Linked DNA regions of Homo sapiens: region 1 is linked to region 2. A link is a loop called in an ENCODE intact Hi-C map of the cell type or tissue named here. Cell type or tissue: Caco-2. All regions are shown on one strand. Links, peaks and the distances in the headings refer to the core of each region. The heading gives the core; the rest is flanking DNA.

Region 1 (10,771 bases), core at 3,251-8,250, 92 kb before region 2:
ATTTCCCAAAAATTCTTCAGAGGAAGATAGTTATTTGAGGTCTTTGTTTTGCAGTCAAAATTTATTTTAATCCCATTATGCTTAAAAAAGTGTTCCACATTTGATTATTGTTATAATCTTAGACTCATTCTCTTGTGTGCCTATTGATATTTGTCTCTTTCTATCTTTCTCTCAGGATTTTTAATCCTTTGTTCATTTCTTTGAGCCCTTAAACAAATACAACTCTTTCTGCATGATATTGTATCAGAGAATGTCTAGGCTAGAAGCTTGGGTTCTATCATATTTTCAGTCCTTGTGCCCCAAGCAGTTCAAGAATTTAAAGCTAGACCTCTAATATAGAAATGACATGATCTAAAAAAGTCACTTCCCTCATTGTCCTTCACAAAATAAAGCAATCAAATCCTGTGACTATGTGACTTCAGGGTTCTGGAAGTGATCTGGCTTCAAAGTAAGCCAACATTGGTTATTGTCTTTTAGGTTGAGAAAGAACTACTTTTCTCATCACCACCATGGCTTGAAGCATCCACACCTGCTTCTGTTCATCTATAATGGCAGTCAGTCTACTTGTCACCCAGCTTCTCAGTATAAATGCTGTGCCTTCAAGGTCGGGGTCCCCAGCAGTTAGTGGGAGTTTCTGCCTCGAGTGCATGGTACGAGGGAATCACTTAAAGACTCAGGGACCATCAGGTGAAGCTGCTACCGTTAAACGCTCTGTTGATTTTCTTGGGATGCCAATTATTAAAGACTAAATGAATATTTAGGAAAAACGTATGTCTTTTCAGATGGGAAAATTCTGGATCCCATCACTCTAGACACGAAGATTGCCACTTGGAAAGGAAGCAAAGTGTATAGAAAGTTAGCATTCAAAAACACTGCAGTGACTTTAAAGAATGTGGACTGATAGGACAGGGGAAGGTGTAGTGAGGAGGTGGAAAGTGCATTCACTGTACCCACTCCTTGAGTGCCCAACTGCCCCTGGTGCCATCCTATGAAAATTCAGCCATGAAGTCTCCCCTGCTGTGTGACATGAGCCCTGCTTAGGTGGGGGCAGCACAGGGCAAACTTAGCCAGTAAGTGTCAACCTACCTGACTCTCATATCGAAATGCTTATTAACCACAGTATCTTAATACAACATAAATCCACTGTAAAACCACATGGGAAAGCATGCAGCTAGCACTTCCTTAGAAAATGACAGGCAGGTAGAGAGGAATTGTGCAGCATTTCCCATATGTTAACTGATTTTCATTTCAGGTCTGGAAATAAAACCAAACTTAATCATTGTGGCAGGACTGAATAACAATATGTCTATGTGTTCAGCGCTTATGTCGTTCCTTTCCCAGAATAAAATTTGCCAAGAAAAATAGAAAGCTATGCTTAAAACGTAAGTTGCCTATTCCAACACAACTCTATAAGTATGCACTGAATACCCACTATGCACAAGACACCCTGAAGACATAAAGACACATTAAATATAACCCCTCTTTCTATTGCCATCTCTGGCATTGCAAACTGTCAAGGTGAGCACGTGGCTGCACATACAGGGGCTGAAGATTTGGTAAAAACAAAATCAACATCAAAACCAAATTCCCTTCCTTAATCCCAAATTGATGAAACCTGAAAATAGGAATAAGCTCTAAGTACTAAGTGCTCTTTAGCTTTGGTAAGTTGTCCACAATTTTAGTTTTGTCTACTTGCTAGCCAATTTGTATCAGTTTAAGAAAAGCCGTTCACTCAACAAATATTTCTAGGACCAATCACATTCCAAGTACTAATCAAGGCACCAGAACTGTAAGAGTTCGAGACCATCCTGGCCAACATGGTGAAACCCCATCTCTACTAAAAATACAAAAATTAGCCAGGCGTGGTGGCGCGTGCCTGTAGTCCCAGCTACTCAGGAGGCTGAGGCAGGAGAATCGCTTGAACCCGGGAGGCAGAGGCTGCAGTGAGCCGAGATCACACCACTGCACTCTGGCCTGGCGACAGAGCAAGACTCCATCTAAAAAACAAACAAACAACAACAAAACAGACCAAAGAAGTAAAAAAATTGCTGATCTCATGGAGCTTACATTTTGGTAAAATCATCAATTCCAGCATAAAAATTATAATAATAGATCTGTTTTCCACACAAAGTTCTTAGAAGCTATATATTTCCTGCCAATTATTTTAGGGACTTTTTAATGACTGACATCTGAATTGAAAATTAATAGTGAGGCCGCGTGCAGTGGCTCACGCCTATAATCCCAGCACTTTGGGAGGCCGAGGCAGGTGGATCACTTGAGCTCGAGACCAGCCTGGCCAACATGGCAAAACATCATCTCTACAAAAAATACAAAAATTAGCCAGGTGCGGTGGCATGCACCTATAGTCCTAGCTACCCTGGAGGCTGAGGCAGGAGACTTGCTTGAGCCCGGGAGGTGGAGGTTGCAATAAGCCAAGATTGTGCCATTGCACTCCAGCCTGAGCAATGGGAGGGAAACCCTGTCTCAAAAAAAGAAGAAAGAAAGAAAAGAAAGAAAAAGAAGAAAGAAAAGGAAGGGAGGGAGGGAGGGAAGAAGGAAGGAAGGAAGGAAAGAAAATTAATAGTGTACTTATGCTAAAATTAAGTATAATTATGCTATGGACTAAATACACATATTTTAAATTAATCATCTAAAATTTTTCAATAGATTTAACATACTGATAACATCAAAACCCTTTTGTGAATTTGCTGTTATTCCTAAAATCTTGGGTCTTGCTAGACTGGGTTTCTGCTGCCAGCATAATCTTGCCTTTCTCCTTTTTTGTCTGACAAATGTAATCTTTTGAATAACTTGTCTTTGTCCTGAGAAATAGCAGTCCCACATGAGTACCCTTGTAAAGCCTCCAAATATTTTTTTGCTTCATAATTTTGCTGTATTTCTGCAAGGCGGTTGGAATGGATCAGACATTTCCTAGTGACATCTTTTGGAATAAAGAGCTCTGGAATTTAACATTCAAATGACAGAGTGCACAGTTTGAAAAAGGCAAGAAATTGGTTTAAAATCTGCAGAGGTTTGCATTTATCAAGAGAACTAAAATGAGAGTATTGTCACTAATGAGTTCAACAGCGGGGTTCCCAAGGCAATGGAATATTGGTGACCACCAAAACATCTGAAGTTAGTCCCACCCTCCCCATTTACTCACTGTACAACACTGAATATGTTTTAAGTTCTCTATGTCTCACCTTGATTTTAAACCTGTCTGCCCTCCAAATAACGAAACTTCCCTTCCAAACAATTTGGTGATGTTTAAATCCAGTAAACTGGATTTCCGTGAGTAATCCTGTTTAGTTTTAAATAGTTTAAATAGGTATGACAATTCATTTTAGTGATAATATTTTGGTTGAGATTGACACTAATCTCAGGAATTTAAAACTAGCTGTTTACATTTCAGTATCGAAGGGCGCTGAAATGGTTTCCTTCCATGTACAAAATAATTTTAACAGAAATTTTAAAAATCACATTATCCCCCTAGGTCTGTTGTAAATAATCAGAATTAGAATCTTAATCTAATCAAGTATGGCTAAAAATACTCACCAAAGACATAGCCATTGTTCTAAACCTCTAATTTTAATTAATATTGAGAAATTCACCAGGACAATCATTTAATCTTCTAGATAAAATAAGGGTGAGAGATTGGGCTAGTGGGTTGTTTTCAAATTATTTCAAGATCACATCTCTCTAGTTTTGTAACTCATTTCTTCAGCCATGGAAATAATTACATGATATTTTTAGAACTTAAACCAAGTTGAAATCAGGCAATAAAACCGAAAACAACTGAATTTACTCTGCCTTTCTTTCATGTTGCCTTAATTTTTGTAAGGTTAGTATTTACTGGAAATCTTTTAAGTTCAGTGAAAATTTCAGATCCATCTTGTTCAAGAATTGCTTATGTTCTATTATATTATTTCCCCAAAAAGTTACCATTGGGGCTAACAGTGACAAGTCTCTCTCATCAGACTGAAAAATCACTCCTTAACAAGATTGTGAATTTTGTGTGGTGTTCCTAAAAGTTTTAAAGCTCAAAGTCTAAAAGCCAAAAGCTACTAAGAGGGTTTTTTGTTGTTGTTTGGTTGGTTTGTTGGTTAGTTGGTTTTGATTTTGGTTCTGTTTTTCCAGAAAGCTCACATAGTTAAGGAGAAAATGCCACAGCTTCGGTGTCCCTAGTTCCAGGTGGCTCAGCAAGTCAGAGGTACAGGCAATGATTAAAAAAAAACTGACATTCTCTACTGACAACATGGAAAGCATTCCAACAATTATGAGAATCTATTAGAATATGCACATCACATTTCCATTTGGGCTACTTGAGATTGGGGTTAGCTGGGGTCTAGGGGCGCTTCCTGACCCTCAGACCTACAGAATATCTCCTGGGAAAACAGGATTGATGCTTGCTTATTTTATTAGATATTCTTTGGATCATTTGTTAAATTCACTTCCAAGAATATCAAACCCTTATGTCCCACTCATTTGAAATATGTAAAAATACATAGGATCTGTACATAATGTATTGTGTGTGTATAAAGCTTATATTATTTTCTTCTGCAAATTTTCAGTTTTCCTCATGATTAGACAGAAATTCAATCTCAAATAAATTGCCTTTTCAATCTATCTGCTTACAAAGTAATCAAGCTTCTGATTTTTTAGTCTAACTTCAATGTGGAAAAGGGATGCAACATTTATAGGAACATTAATATAAAATACAAGCCTACTTCTTTCTGAATTATACCTTTTTCAGAACTCATTTTATTTTTAGTACTTGTTTATATCATAGCTTATAATATGAAATGTGGAAAAAATAATAAAGCTGATTTACTTTAGGGTGTATTCCTGTTTAATCATGAGGAAAATCCTGAAAGACTGCAAATAATTGATTTCAATTTTTTAATCCATAAAAAGCACATAGAGTTGGAGTGAGTTATATTAACAGTATAAAATGAGTTGGAGAACTCATCTAGATATGACCAAATTGAATGCAGATTTTCCTTGGTTACATTAACTTTCCCATTATCTGTACTAGTTAGACTTGATTGTTTAGGCCAGTGGGTCTCACTGGCTACATATTACGTATTAACTCTCTGGTGAACTTTTCAGAAAATACTGGTGATCGTTTCCAAATTAAATGAATCTGAATCTCTAGGGGTGGGACTTGGGCATTAATACTTTTGAAAATGTCCCATATGATTCTAATATGCAGCTGGAATTGAGAATCACTTAAGTTTTACAGAGAGTCTGACCCAAGGAACACGAATGATCTTGTGGCTTATGTTCTGGAAGATGCCACTGCAGATGTACTACCAGCAGATGGCAGAAGAGGGAAATTAAAAACAGGCCGGACGCTAGCCCTGATTAAGAAGCACACCGGACACCAAAAGGAATCTTTAAGGACTGAAGAATTTCTTAAAATTATTCTCAAGGATTGGTGTGGAGTTTTCTGGCTTTTCCTGAAATTCATACTTGGGTCTGATATTTGGGAAGTTCAATGCATGCAACCGAGGCAAGGTATGTGAAAGCCTGGAAAAGTATGGGGAAGAAAAATGTCACTGAATAAAGGATTTCTTCTTTCTTGAGGACTTTTTTGTTTTGAGATGTAATTTTCACTCTTGTCACCCAGGCTGGAGTGCAGTGGCATGATCTCAGCTCACTGCAACCTCTGCCTCCTGGGTTCAAGTGATTCTCCTGTCTCAGCCTCCCAAGCAGCTGGGATTACAGGCACCTGCCATCGCTCCCGGCTAATTTTTGTATTTTTAGTAGAGATGGGGTTTCACCATGTTGGCCAGGCTGGTCTTGAACTCCTGACCTCAGGTAATCCACCCATCTCAGCCTCCCAAAGTGCTGGGATTACAGGTGTAAGCCACTGTGCCCAGCCCTCTCGAGGACTTCTTTACCTCCAAAGAATGCAAAGTTATTAGGAGAAATATATCTATTTATCTATTCTTATAGTATGCATAAAATATAGATATTTATATAGATATAGATATGGTGATATATATAGATATATATGATGTTTATGTAGAGATATATGGAGATTTTTTGATATATGTATATATTATAGAATTATTAAATCAAATAATTGATGTATCCATCACCTCACATACCTAGCATTTTTGTGATGAGAACATTTAAAGTCTACTCCCGTAGCAGTTTTCAAGTATACTATCTATATATTGTTATTGATTATAGTCACCATGCTGTATAATAGATTTCCAGAACTTATTCCTCCTAACTGAAGCTTTGTACTCCTTAACCAGCATCTCTATCTGTGTTTATGTCTGCATTTATCTGTGTTTAAAATCATCAGCACTTTGGAAAGAATCACGGAATTTTAAGTTAAAGGTAGAGGACTCTTGATGCCATGAAAATGTGATCTTGAGCAGATTAATCTCCATAAATCTCAGTTTTTTCCTTTGTAAACTAGGGTTTAGATGAGAAAATAATGGAAATGCAAACGACTTTTATAATGTTCAAGTGCACCAGTGTTAATTATTTTCTTTTTCTTTTTTCTTTTTTTTTTGAGATGGAGTCTTGCTCTGTTGCCCAGGCTAGAGTGCAGTGGCGAGATCTCGGCTCACTACAACCTCCACCTCCTGGGTTCAGGTTCTGCCTTAGCCTCCCAAGTAGCTGGGATTACAGGCACCTGCCACCATGCCCGGCTAATTTTTGTATTTTTAGTAAAGACAGGGTTTCACCATTTTGGGCAGGCTGGTCTTGAACTCCTGACCTCATGATCCATCCACCTTGGCCTCCCAAAGTGCTAAGATTACAGGCGAGAGCCACTGCGCCTGGCCTATTTTCTTTAATTCAAGTTGGCTTTCAGGTACACTGGAATTTCAGGGGAAATCCCCTAACAATAATTTTTTTGAGGGTCTTCCATGTGGAGAGGCCTAAACTAAGGGCTGTTATTTAATGGGAACCCTGGTGCATTATCAAGTGTGGCTAAGAACACTCACCCAAAACGTAGCTATTGTTCCAAATACCTGTGCATGCCCTGACTTTTTCTTGGTGTTTCAAGAACTAGCTAATAGGAGTTAAGGTTCAATTAAAGTTACTTAAATGTGACTAAAATAGGACATTAACTTTTCAGCAACTGGAAAGAAGACTGCTGCATTTCCGAGTGCTGGCTTCTGGAGAGCAGCCGAGTTTTAAAATGTTTATATCCCCATGTCCGCCTGCCCCAAAGGCTTAATAAAGATTCTGGTTGGAATTAAATTTACAATATGGTGACTGGACATTTCATTCCAATAAAATCCCCTTAGAGTATTGTATTTCATCCATGTAAATATCTACAATTTGCAAACATCTGTCCCTACGCTAACAAATTGCAAAAGAGTTGATGATATTTGGCCTCCCAAGAGCTCACAGACTTGTTTACGAATTGCATTCAGTATTATTTTCCAGTGCTGCAGTCAAAATTGTGAGTCTCAGCCATCAACGGCCTGGGCATTCCATGACACATAGCCTCATACTGATAACACTGTGTGGTGCCTTCACTCCCCAACTGCACTCTAGTTACTGAGGAGCAGGTACCAAGACTCTGTCTCACTCATAGCAGGCACTCGAAGCTTCTCTATAATACATGGCGTGCTGGGATTGGACAGAGTATGGGAGGCCATCCAATCTAACGTTCTCATCTACAGAATGAGGTTTAAGGACCCCAGGAAGTTGAAAGACTTGCCCAAGTTGACTCAGTTAGTAGCAAAATAAGAACTTGAACCTAGGACTCCTAACTTCTAGATCTGTTGTTTGAATCAATAGGGAGCACTGAGAAGCTCGAAGATGATCTGGTGATTTCAAAGGCTGCTGTTGAAAAGGAGTAAAGGATGTGGAGTCCTTCTTCTTCCCCTCCTGGTTCTCTGCAGGCCCCCTATGATGGAAGAACACTAAGCTACACGTCTGAGTAGAACAAACAAAAGCAGAGTAGCAGCATTTGGGAAGAGACAAGGATATGGGGAGAAAGTGGGAGACTTCTTCTAACCCAGCCTGCTTCTAGGAACTTTCTTAGCTGGTCCAAACCTGGTTCTGGAAAGAAAAGAACAAACTGGTTTACCAAAGCTCTGAGTAAGGGCTATCAGGACAGCTGCACAGGTTGGTCTGGGTTTGGCTAAGTGAGATGACTGGGGCAAGGCTTTGTAAGTAATAAAGCAGTAGATGAGCAAGAGGAAGATTAATGTCAGTCATTTATTTTAATCCAAAAAAGGCTTGGCTTTCATTGTACTGTTGGAATTTGGAGTCAGAACAAAACAGTACCAAGAATGTTACAGAATCCAATCAATCTTGGCTTTTAAAATGCAGAATGGCTTCACTGCTATTTTTCTTTTTCTCTTTCTCTGTCTCTCTTTATCTTTCTTTTCTCTTTCTTTCTTTCTTTGAGACAGGGTCCCACTCTGTCATGAAGGCTGGAATGGAGTGGTGTGATCACAGCTCACCGCAGCCTTGATCTTCCCAGCTCAAGAGATCCTCCTGCCTTAGCTTCCCCAGTAGCTGGGACTACAGGCACATGCCACCACGCCCAGCTAATTTTTGTATTTTCTTTTTTTTTTTTTAGAAATGGGATCTTACTATGTTGCCCAGTTGGTCTCAAACTCCTGGGTTCAAGCAATCCTTCCACCTCGGCCTCCCAAAGTGTTAGGATTACAGGCATGAGCCACCACATGTGGCCTACACTGTTATTTCCATCACGAGAGAGACCCAGCTTGCTATCAGTGAAGTTCCCTTGCTACTTCCTCATTCCACGGTACATAGGAAGTATGTATCTCTTATTGGATTCACGTCCACACATGGTTAATCTTTCAAAGGCTGACAAAACACACAAACAGAAGAACAGCTTTGCAAGTAGTTCTTGTTTAATGTAATCATTTGGGGCATTCTGGCACTGGGAAGTTTACAAAGTTAAATATCAATTTCAGTTCTGTTGCTTGATTCATGACAAGAAATCTCTGAGGTAGTAAAGACAGGAAAACAACACTGGGGTTGTAATTCATGTCTCCCTAGCACAAGACCTAGCATGGATATGCTGGCACAACGCCTGGCAAAAAGACAATTAGAGGAACAGCTAACCTGAGTGTGTTACTGAGGGTCTAAACTGAAGGCTGTGCTTATCCCCAATCATGGGGCTCAGGAGCCAGAATTTAATCATGCAAAAAGCCAAATATCAGATATGGATAGAGTGACCACGTAAAGTTAAAATGCAAGTTAGCTCAGGCACATGGATTTAGTGCCTAAAACAAAATAAATCCAGGCCTGAAGAACTGAGAACTCAGCCAAAGACTGGGGAAAGATGGATGATTCTTCTTTGAATAGAAAAACTGCAAATACTAATGACCTCCCAGGCATTTGTGCTAGAATTAGTCTTAAATTTCTATAAGTAATTCAGAATTGAGATCTCCAAGTTTGCACATCACGATACGTTTTCTAGAGAAGCAGAATGTCAAGCTACTAAGAATAAATGGCAAAACAGCTCACTAAGTTCTGAGAGCGGCCAGAATAGAAGTAGAAAATTTCAAGGTAAGCAAGAGAACAAGGAAATCACACTTAAATAATTATGGGATTCAGCAATCCCTGTGAGTTATCCTTATGGAGTTTCCTGTGAGCTCAAAGTACTGGAACTAAAAACAAACGCCAACTAAATGTAAAGCATCCTCAGAAAGGGATATGCAAGCTAAACTCTGTAAATTACAGTGTATCTAGAATCTTTGAAACAATTTCAATTGCCACATTCCAAGGCTCATTGGAGAGGAGTCAGAATGCCTCTGAAGGGTCTGAATGGAATTGGGAGCGCGGGCTGCCATATCAAGATTCCTCAGGATGAAAGCTTGGAGGGGCCTTCAACATGACATTCTGTAAAGTGGGAGCATGACTAGGGAAGGTCAGAGCAAACATTCCAGGGTGCTGATTGCACCTGCTCTGTGCTAAACACCTAGCACACATGAATCTTCTCACTTATAATGTAGTGGCTCCATGGAGTGAAGACTAATTAGTAGCTTATTTTATAGAAGGAACTAAGGTGTAGAGGAGTTAAATAACCTTCTACTAAGGGGTAAGAATTCCAACCAAGGCTGTTTGACTCCCAAGCCACTGATGACACTAAACTGCTTTTCTTTAGTGTTTTTATAAAATGTTGATTTCCTTTCTTCCAGGAGTCCAAACCAGCCATTAGTAATCAGTGGCTCCTTTTTGATTTGTGCTTGGGTAATTGCACTCCTTCTGCATCCCCTCCTCCTATCCTCAACAATTTCTCTTCAAAAGGTACAAAAGGGGTTGCTCTCCCTTCTTCTTGCAATGCTCCCGAGAAAGAGAAGACACTGAGACACTGAGATTGGGTAGAGACACAGTAGAGCACTAGTGATATTTTGAAAGTGTAATTTGAAAGAAGTGAATTTAGGATAAACAAATTTCTGAATTTCTAAAAAAAAAAAAAAAAATCGAGAAACTCCTCATTCCATGGGGAGGTGCAGGTTGAAAACAGATGAGTTTAAGAAAGTTTTAAATAAGTTTTTGAGTCAATGATATATCCAAATGGCTTATTCGAGGACATGGGGAATGTCAGAGGGACATCTCTAATCCTTTGGAAATGTATAGTGTTGAAATTGAAATCACATCCCTCAGTGTTACCATCAAAGGTCATTTTTACACTGCATGAATTTAGAGGCTAGCCTAGTTGGAAAATTTTTACTTAGCTTTCTTTAGGATCCTGAGCATCAACAATTTTGGGCAGAGAGTATATAAAAAAACAAACAAACATGTAGTTAACCACTCC
Region 2 (10,771 bases), core at 1,929-6,928:
TATCTATACACTGGAATACTATACAGCTTTAAATACTGTCATTCATGACAACATGGATGGAAGCAGAGGACATTATGCTAAGTGAAATAAGCCAAACACAGACAGACAGATACTGTATGATCTTACTTGTGGAATCTAAAAATGTCAATCTTAGGCCGGGCATGATGGCTCATGCCTATAATCCCAGCACTTTGGGAGGCTAAGGTGAGAGGATTTCTTAAGGCCAGGAGTTTGAGACCAGTCTGGTCAACATAGCAAGACACTATTTCTACAAAAGAAATTTTAAAATAAAAAGTAAATTTAAAAAAATTGTAAGAAAATCTCAGAAAAAGAACGTAGGAAGGTGGTTGCTAGAGGCTAGGAATAAGGGAAGGTATGGGGAAAGGGAAGAGGTTGATCAAAGGGTACAAAGTTTCAATTGGAGGAATAAGTTTTAGAGATAATTGTGCACTGCATGGTGACTGACTTGTAGTTATTAATGTGTATTTCACAGCTGCTAAAAGAATAAATATTTAACATTTGCACCACACAGAAAAAAATGTTGGTATATTCATAGATATATTATTTAGCTTGATTGAATCTTTCTACAGTATACACATAGATCAAAACATGACATTGTACCCCACGAATGTACACAATTATTATTGGTCAATTAAAAATTTGAAAAAGATGTAGGAAAGGGACTAGAAATATCTCATTATTTTAAATCTACATGTAGTATGTAAATGCATGTGTTTATGTATTTTAAATGGTATCTGAATATTTAACCTGACTATGCCGTATAGTTATAAAAATAATTAATATAAAGTGACTTTTACAAAATTACATTTTATCTGTGTTCATTTTTTAATTGTCATTCTTAATGTGGTCAGAACATCATGCACCAAAAATAATTACTACAGTAAGTTCATTTTTTCAGCAGATACATTGTAATGTTTCTAAAATGTGTATCAGGTCTGTGTTGACTCCATTTGTACCAGACAACAACCTGAAAGACGTTTAGCATAAAGGTTGAAACTCCTATCAGTATCTTTTTTTTTTTTTTTTTTTGAGACTGAGGCTCGCCATATCACCTAGGCTGGAGTGCAGTGACGTGATCTCGGCTCACTGCAACCTCTGCCTGTCGGGTTCAAGCAATTCTCCTGCCTCAGCCTCCCAAGTAGCTGAGATTACAGGTGTGCACCACCATGCCTGGCTAATTTTTGTATTTTTAGTAGAGATGGGGTTTCACCATGTTGGCCAGGCTGTTCTCTAACTCCTGACCTCTAGTGATTTGCCCGCCTTGGCCTCCCAAAGTGCTGGGATTACAGGTATGAGCCACTGCGCCCAGCCAAAACCCCTATCAGTATCTAAGTACTTTAAGACTTTACCTGATTTTGAGTCATTTATAGAAAGGATAACGTGCCAGAATCCCATTAACCTTTCTTGGCCCTTTAATCAACATTTTCCCTAGATAGAAGTTTAGCCATTCTTCTACAACCTTTAATGGTTGAAATCCAACTATTTAGTATGCTAGTCTGATAATCTACAGTGTTCGTATTTATGTGCTTCAATAAATGCTTCTCTGACTCGCATTATTAATATGATATAAAATACCATGAAAATATTTTTGCTTTAAAAAAATCAGATGACACGGAGTTTTGAAGGAATAAATTTGATGCAGTATGACTAGTACATTTTTATTTTGTTAAAATAAGTTATATCTTTATGTCTAAAATTTGAGAGAAGATTCTTATACTGCCTTATCACATTGACTTGGTGTTGATTTTTTTTAGGTTAATTAGGTATAATTTATATACAGTAAAATTTACCCTTATTAGGTATATAATTCTATGAAATTTGACAAAGAAGTGCAGTCTTGTAACTTTTACCACAGTCAAGATACAGAATATTTTCATCCCAAAAAGTTATTTCATAGCCTGTTGTTGAGTCTCCCCCCGCCATCACCACACTCACTGCAGCAACTGGCAGCAGTGATCTCTTTCCTGTTCTCTGTCATCTTTCATGTCTGGCTTCTTCCATTTAGCATAATGTTTTTGAGATTCATCCCTGTGGTTCCATGTATCAGTAATTTGTTCTCTTTTATCACTGAGTAGTAGTTCGTTGTATGGCTCTACCACAGTTTGTTTATTCATTCACCAGTTAATAGACATTTGAAGGTATTTCTAGTTTTCAGTGGCTATAGAAAACCTCCATAAACGTTTGTGCACAGTTTTTGTTTTGTGGTAATATGCATTCACTTCTCTTGGGCAAATGCCTAAGAATGAGATTACTGGGTCATATGGTAAGTGAATGTGTACAAGAAACTGCCAGACTGTTTTCCACAGTGGCTGTTTTCTTAAAGTCCCAAATGTCTGTTGGGAGTCATTGCTTCTGCCTGAAGAACTTCTTATGACACAGGTCTGCTGGCAGTGATTTTTCTTGCCTTTATTCTGGTCTGAAAAAGTATCTAGCTTTCATTTTTGAAAGTTATTTTTATTGCGTATGTGAATCTGGATTAACATTTTTTTCTTTTACTATTTTAAAGATATTACTCCATTGTCTTTTGACTTACATAGTTTTCCACAAGACACCTGTTTTAATATTATCTCTTGTTCTTTATATGTAAAGTGTATTTTTTTCTCTGGTTGCTTTCAAGATTTTATCTTTGGTTTTCAGCAGTTTGATATATCTAAGAATTATCCTGCTTGGAGTTCTTGAATCTGTGGTTTGATGTTCATTATTGTCAAGAAATTCTCACTCATTATCTCTTCAGATATTTTTTTCTGCCCCTTTCTGTCTTTCTCTTTCTGGGACTTCAGTTACTCATGTTAGATTTCTTCTTAATATTATATTCAATAACTCTTGCATATTGTGTTCTTTTTATTCATTCTTCTTATTTTTTCTTTTTGTACTAGTAATTTCTACCAATTTATCTTCAGTCATTAATTCTTTCTTCAGCTGTGTCTAGTCAACTGATGAGCCTGTTGTATTAGTCCATTCTCATACTGCTATAAAGATACTACCTGAGACTAGGTAGTTTATAAAGAAAGGAGGTTTAATTAACTCACAGTTCCACATGGCTGGGGAGGCCTCAGGAAACTTGAAATCACAGCAGAAGATGAGGAGGAAACAAGGCACATCTTACTTAGCAGGCAGCCAAGAGAGAGTACCAAGGGGGAAGTGCCAGACAGTTACTAAGCAACCAGATCTCGTAAGAACTCATTCACTATCATGAGAACAGCAAGAGGGAAACTACCCCCATGATCCAATCACTTTCCACCAGGTCCCTCCCTCGACTTGTGGGGATTACAATTCAGATTACAATTCGAGATGAGATTTGGGTGGGAACACGGCCAAACCATATCATTTGTAGAAGGAATTTTTCATCTCTAATATTATGCCTTTTTAATATAGCATTTGTATTTCTTACAGATTCATCTCTGCTGAAATTCCTTATCTATTTAGGTGTGTTGACCACCTTTTTCTCTAGGTTCTTTAACATACTATGCATAGTTATTTCAAAGTCTGTATTAGATAGTTCCAAATCTGGGGACTATCCTCGAGTCTGTTTCTGATCATTCCTTTGTTACTCGGAAGCGGGTAATGTTTTTGCTTTTATGTGTGTCTTCTCATTATTTATTATATGTCAGTCATCTTGTATAAAACAATAGAGGCTGAGATAAATAGTACTTATGTTATAATTATGAAAGATTGAGTCAATTTGGTCAGGAGCTGAGCTGGGCCTTGGTTTTATTATTGCTATGTCAATGCACCACATGTTTTAAATTCCTCTAGCTGGGCAGTTGTTGCCTTCTGATTTTGCCTCAGTACATGGGCCTAGATTAGCTGGAGGGTTTTCTTAGTGTTAGTGCTCTACCCTCAGCTTTCAGTCGTCCCTGTACAATGAAGCCACATGGTGGTTCCCTCTCTCCACTCTTGCAGCCGTCCCAGGGATAGACTGCTACTCGTTGTTATTCTGCCCCAGGCTTGTGTTGTGTATGGGGATGTTCTCTGTTGTTCAGCCTCAGCCTTGGGAAGGCCCTGAGTGCCTAGGCCTTGAGGAAAGGATGTGGGGAGCTTTTTCATTGTTGCTGTTCCTCTCTCTGGCAGCCAGAATCTGTCTTGTGTCTGTGATTGGTTTGGGGAGCCTCCTGTTTCTCCCCTAGCAGAATGAGAACTCTGCTTGGTGTCAGTAGAGCATTTTTTCATCTACCTTTTCCACAGCTGTAAATGGTATTTTCCTGTGCTCTGTGGAAAGTGACAGGCTTTGCTGCCCTTCCCTAGTGGCTTAAGACTTTGATTCATAAGAGGTTTAGAGACTTTGTAGAAACAAATCTGTGTAGAAGCACTGATGGAGAATTTCACGGATGCTCTTAGGAGGGTTCTAGTCATAGGTACTTAAAATGACAGAATTTTTTTAAAGCTGGATTTCAGGTAATTTTCATGTTGATATTTCTTTTGTTGATTTTATTTGTTTTCTAAAAATATGTCTAATCTCTACTGATAATTATGAGTGAGTTTTGCCTTTAAAAATATTTTCAGAACCTTTTCAGCCTCTGTCATTGTCGTTTTAAAAAATTTTTAATTTGTGATTGTTGAAAGTCAGTAATATTAAGTGCACTCTTTTTTGTAATTTTACCTTCTATTTGAGATTGGGAGGTATGTATGAGGTTTGTTGTGTAGGTGTAAGTATACTCTTAATTTAAAATGGAAATGTTCATGATTACCACATTCTTTTTAGAGGGAACAAATCTAATACCCATACTCAGTGATGGAACTGTGTGCTTTGGAGGCCACACTCCAGGATGAACAGTTGTAAATTGTTAATATGACTCTTGTTACTTTGATAGACATTATAAATGCCAGCCCTCTTTTTTTTTTTTTAACTTTCATTTTGTTTACAAAAACAAACTCTTCAGTGCTCAGGGTAAAAATTTCTGGAGAAGTGGTCTAGCACGGTGGCTGTGAGCAAGGACTCTGGAGCCAGACCAGCTAGGTTTGCAGCTCCACATCTTAGTAGTTGTGTGACTTTGGACAAGTTTCATAGCCTCTTTATACCTCAACTTCCCCATCTAAATTGATGATACAAATAGTGCCTACCTGAAAGGCTTACCATGAGGATAAGAATTAATATATGTAAAGCACTTAGAACAGTGTCTGGTGCATAGAAAGCATAATATAATATACATGTTTGCTATTATCACTGTTTTCTATAAGATAAGAATTTTGTCATAAAGTGTCATGAACAGATGCTGATGATCTGAACCAAACCAAAAATGGGAAGGCAAGGGACTAGAAAATAACTTTAAAGACATTATCCAACCATAGACCATTCCCAGGGGTACAGGGAGAGAAAGGCAGAGGGGTAAACCTCACTATGCATCCCGGAGTAGGAGGCTGTGGGTACATTTAATCAGATCCCTGTTTCTGATCACAGACAGAAATGCACTTGAGTACTTGTTACCAGAGCTAAGTCTGCATGGGTCAGAGGCAGAAGGAGGGTGAAAAACGGGCAAGTAGAGAACTGAACCAAATAGTTCCTTCATTCTCATCAGAACACTCATAATCTAGAGTCAGATTCACTAATGAAGTCGTTTTCCAAGTTTAGCTGGGTGAATTTCAGCAAATTATTTAGCCTCTTTGAAGCTGGCTTTTTATAAAATGAAGATGATGATAATAAGACTTGTTAAGGTTGTTAAATTGAAGGAAATAATCCACGTAAAATTATTAGCTCGGTGCCATCAACACAGAAAGTGACCTGGGTGATGATTATCATTATCCTCATAAGTTGGTATGTAGAATTCCAAACACCTGAACCCTGACCTGACACTGCTGCTGCTTCTCTACTTTTTCTCTTTCCTCGGGCATCTGAAGGAAATAAGTACACAGAGACCAAAACTAAACCAATGCCCATACTTTATCTATCACTGGGAAGCTTTTGCCTTATTATAGTAAGCCCCAGCTGAGCTAGACCGACCTGTTTGGAGAACTAGATAACAAAGTTAAATTTGATCTTTCACTCAGCTATGCACCAACATAGCTCTCCTTTGCCAAGACAGAGGCTCTAAAAGCAAGCTAAGAAAAGCAAATGTTTTTGTTCCTAAAGCTTAGAGCTAAATTTGCCTAACTCACCCTTATGAGATTTTCTTAGAGTGGGACATTGATGTGAAAGAGAAAGAAAAATGCAGTTTTCAAGGTGGGAACAGGATGACAAACCAGTTCAGAAGGAATTCTTGCAGTAATCCCTGATAGTGGCTTAGGTCAAGGTGGAGGTGGTGAGAAGTGGTCAGATTTTGAATATATTTTGAATAAGGAGCCTACATAATTTGCTGATGGATCATGTGTGACATGTGAGAAAAAGGAGGAATTAAAGATGACTCCAAGGCTTATGACCTGAGAAGCTAAAAGGATGGAGTCCTTTTATTTTCATTTACTTGGTCAACCTTCCAGTCTTGTTACCCATAAGGTCCTAACATTGGCTGGAGCTGACTTTTCAATCAAGATAAGTTGTATAAAAATATCTGTCTATATTTCTCTCAATAATGATTCTTAGTGTAGAAGGCTTATAAATCTTTTTTACCCTTAGGTGTTTGATGTTTTTGAATGTCGTTATAAATTTTCTTGTATATTTGCTGCTGTAAACCGATAAAAGAATTTATCCTTGCTTATTGACCCTGTACCCAACAACATTGCTAAATTCCTGTATAAAATTGTGAAGATTTTGTGTGCATAGTTATGTCATCTGCTAATAACTACAGTTTTATTTCTAATCTTTTTGTGCTTTGCTTCTTTTTCCTTCTTTGTTGCACAAACTAGGACCTCCATAAGGTGTTAAATAGAAGTGTTGATAGTAGGTATCTTTGTCTCATTTTTATTCTCGGGGATGTTTGTAGGATTTTGTTCTTAAGTAGGATGTTTGCTGTGACTTTCTTAAAAATGTTCTTTATAAGATTAAATAAATTGCCTTCTGATCCTAGTTTGCTGAGTTTTTATCATGAATGGAAGCTTGTTGGAGATGTTGAAAGGCTTTATTGTTATGTGTGGCTTTGGAGTTCTCAGCCCTATCAGATCCCAGATCCCCTTCCTATAATACATTTTATGAAAAGCCTCCTTTACCATACCTAAAGTGAAATTCATAGGTAGTATAATCCACCTGTGCTATATATTGATATATACATAATATAAATATAGAGAAGAAATAAGCATAATTTATAATAAAATAGTGTAGTCATTATGTAAGTGATCTGGCATGACTATATTATCATATGATATATTACCCATCAAATATCCACAGCATTTTTTAGGGTGGGCTGCCACTCCCATTCAGCATCATTGTTTGAGAGGATAATAGTACAGGTTCACATCTATAGCAGACTTCTGGGATTAGAGATGAATCATTAGTACTATTAGGAAATACCAACCATCATTAGGATAGCTTTAGGGCTTTTTTTCTTTTTTTGTGGTTTCTAGGGGAAAGTTTACTCATTCAACAAATACCTACTGAGCATTTGGCATGTGCCAGGCACTATTCTATGTGCTGCTAATAAAACTGTGAATAAAACAAAGCTGCTGGCCTCTTAGACCTTATGCTCAGTAGAGGAGAAAGGCAGTAAATTAATAAATATGTAACATGTAAGATAGTGATAAATTCTACAGTGAAAAATAGGCAAGGTAAGGAGCTAAGAATGATGGGTGTGTGGTATTAGATAAGGGGAGTAGGGAAGAAGCTTGAGCAGAGATCTGAATGTTCATATCTGGATGTAAGCTTTCTAGGATGAGAAAGGAGGGAGCACACTAAGGTATAGAAGTTGAAAGACAGCAAATTATTTAGCACCTAACATGATGCCTGGCACCATGTTAGGTGCTTTGCTTACACTGTTTTATTCCTTCCAGTAATCTTATGTAGAGAGTGATGATGTGCTCATTTTACAGATGAGGAAATGGAGGCACACACATTAGAAAGTGATGTAGCTACTACAATTCAAATCCAGACCCACCTGGTTCCAAAGCTAAGGAATTGGTGAAGGAATGCTTTCAGGAGCCCTCTTCTTTTAGTGGTCTATCACATTACCATAGGAGTAATTACATTTCATTGAGAAAAATGGGAGAACTGGGTAGAGGACTTGAAAACATAATCATTTACATTTTTTCATGTAGCATTTTAAAAATATTTGAACCTCCACAATGAGATACCATCTCACACCAGTTAGAATGGCGATCATTAAAAAGTCAGGAAACAGCAGGTGCTGGAGAGGATGTGGAGAAATAGGAACACTTTTACACTGTTGGTGGGACTGTAAACTAGTTCAACCATTGTGGAAGTCAGTGTGGCGATTCCTCAGGGATCTAGAACTAGAAATACCATTTGACCCAGCAATCCTATTACTGGGTATATACCCAAAGGACTATAAATCATGCTACTATAAAGACACATGCACGTGTATGTTTATTGCGGCATTATTCACAATAGCAAAGACTTGGAACCAACTCAAATGTCCAACAATGATAGACTGGATTAAGAAAATGTGGCACATATACACCATGGAATACTATGCAGCCATAAAAAAGGATGAGTTCATGTCCTTTGTAGGGACATGGATGAAATTGGAAATCATCATTCTCAGTAAACTATGGCAAGAACAAAAAACCAAACACCGCATATTCTCACTCATAGGTGGGAATTGAACAATGAGAACACATGGACACAGGAAGGGGAACATAACACTCTGGGGACTGTTGTGGGGTGGGGGGAGGGGGGAGGGATAGCATTGGGAGATATACCAAATGCTAGATGATGAGTTAGTGGGTGCAGCGCACCAGCATGGCACATGTATACAAATGTAACTAACCTGCACGTTGTGCACATGTACCCTAAAACTTAAAGTGTAATAATAATAAATAAATAAATAAAAGAAAAAAAAGTATTTGAACTGGCTGGGCATGGTGGCTCATGAGCGCCTGTAATCCTAGCACTTTGGGAGGCTGAGGTGGGCAGATCACGAGGTTAGGAGATCGAGACCATCCTGGCTAACACAGTGAAACCCCGTCTCTACTAAAAATACAAAAAATTAGCCGGGCATGGTGGCGGGTGCCTGTAGTCCCAGCTACTCGGGAGGCTGAGGCAGGAGAATGGCATGAACCTGGGAGGCGGAGCTTGCAGTGAGCCGAGATTGCTCCACTGCACTCCAGCCTGGGGGACGGAGTGAGACTCCGCCTCAAAAAAAAAAAAAAAAATTTTGAACCAATAAATGCTTTGAAATATTGTGAATGGAAAACATTCCAAATTAAGTTAGAATGAATAAGATTATTCATTTTCGTGGGCTTTCCATGTTTTTATTTCTCTTACCTACTGAAGTTTTTGTTTTGCTTGGTCATTTCCATAGTTGATAATATCATTGACTATGCAGGAACATAAAAGTCATTTTCATTGTTTAATACTAAAAGTTTATTATCTTAGATTTATGGTAGATTTAACAGAAATAAGCAATTCTAAACTGAGTGCTTTCTTAGGTACCAAATATGATCTGTTGGTAATACATGCATTATTAATACTCACTGTAAAATTAATGAACTTCTTAAGTGGAAGAGGTTGTATTATACTTTTTACCCTCTATGGTGTCTATTGAAGGGCTGTTCAGTTTGTAAATGTATTTATGTTTTCCTAGTACAAATATGTAAAATTAAGGTCCAGATTCACTAAATGATCATGGCTAACATTTGAGTGATATTGCCTCCAAGCATTACTCTAAGTGCATCGTGTGCTTTGAGCCTTTTATTTGGATGCCAGTATATGTAACATAACAGAATATTTTATGAGCTTAGGTTTCCTGTTCATTTTCGTAGTCCCGGGTTGTGGCTCTAGAATAACTGAAACATTGTGGTATGCTAAAAATTAATTGTGGAAAGCTTTTGATGTAGTTTTAAGGTGATTAAGCAGAGACAGTCCCCAGAATATATGTGTGCCAGTGTCACTTTTAATAGTTTATGTCATGTAAAATAAGAAATCAGATGTTTAAAACATTGTTAATGCTCGTTGTAAAATTAACAAACTGCTGAGGCAGAGTTCAGATGCAGAGATGCAGAGGACTTACTGCTGGTAAGAATACTTTGGATTCCTGTGAAATTGTTGTGGGTAAAATTACAAGTCTAACAAAGTAAACCTTTCACAAGAAAACAAAATTTTCAAAGATAACTTGAAACATTGCAGATATTTTTATTTATCAGATGATTCACAAACATATTGTTATCCTCCATAAATTTAACATTTTAAAACCATTGGAGTGTTTGTATTAACCAGATATGTATATAATAATAATGATTTATTTTTATAAAGGTTCAGAGGTCCAAAGAGGTGACATTTTATGGATAGCCATGGCAGGGACTCATCAGATATGGGCACTCCTGCTGGACTCTGGCAAACTGCCAAAGAAAAAGTAAGTGACAGCCTCTCTCTTTGAGTAGACTGTACTACTTGGTGTTCATATAATTTCTTTTTTCAAAATCACCATCCTCACTGTACCAGTCAGGATGTGCTAGGTTGTACTGCCATAGCACACAACGCAGATTCTCAGTGACTTAAAACAAGGCGTGTTTATTGCTCACTCACATGGGTTCACTGGGGAGCACTCCTCTGTTGCCCAGGCTGATGAAACAGCCTGGAGCTTTCGGGAGCTTCGCCAGTCATCCTGGCACAGTGAGAGAGAAAGAGGTAGTAAGTCACTCACTGACTGTTAAAATTTCTACTCAGAAGTGACACACGTCACTTCTACTTACATTTTATCAGCCAGAG

What was found. Peaks named below come from ENCODE experiments on the same cell type or tissue, not always from the same donor. Only the 100,000 strongest peaks of a DNase experiment are listed, where the experiment ranks them.
Region 1: a loop joins it to region 2, with 7 times the contacts of the local background. A loop is called at or near these places in 4 of 110 quality-filtered maps.

What each region holds. Positions count from the first base shown.
Region 1 is chr10:113,794,464-113,805,234 of GRCh38, forward strand. No RefSeq gene overlaps it. Among named protein-coding and RNA genes, the nearest start is that of MIR4483, 22 kb to the left of the region's middle. In Caco-2, for the core only: a CTCF peak has its summit at 5,303 (motif pointing right); a DNase peak (open chromatin) is centred at 5,338.
Region 2 is chr10:113,887,795-113,898,565 of GRCh38, forward strand. NHLRC2 (NHL repeat containing 2) reads left to right here. Exons shown (of 11, transcript NM_198514.4): 6 at 10,316-10,415. Among named protein-coding and RNA genes, the nearest start is that of NHLRC2, 39 kb to the left of the region's middle. In Caco-2, for the core only: no CTCF peak of the experiment used is centred there; a DNase peak (open chromatin) is centred at 3,907.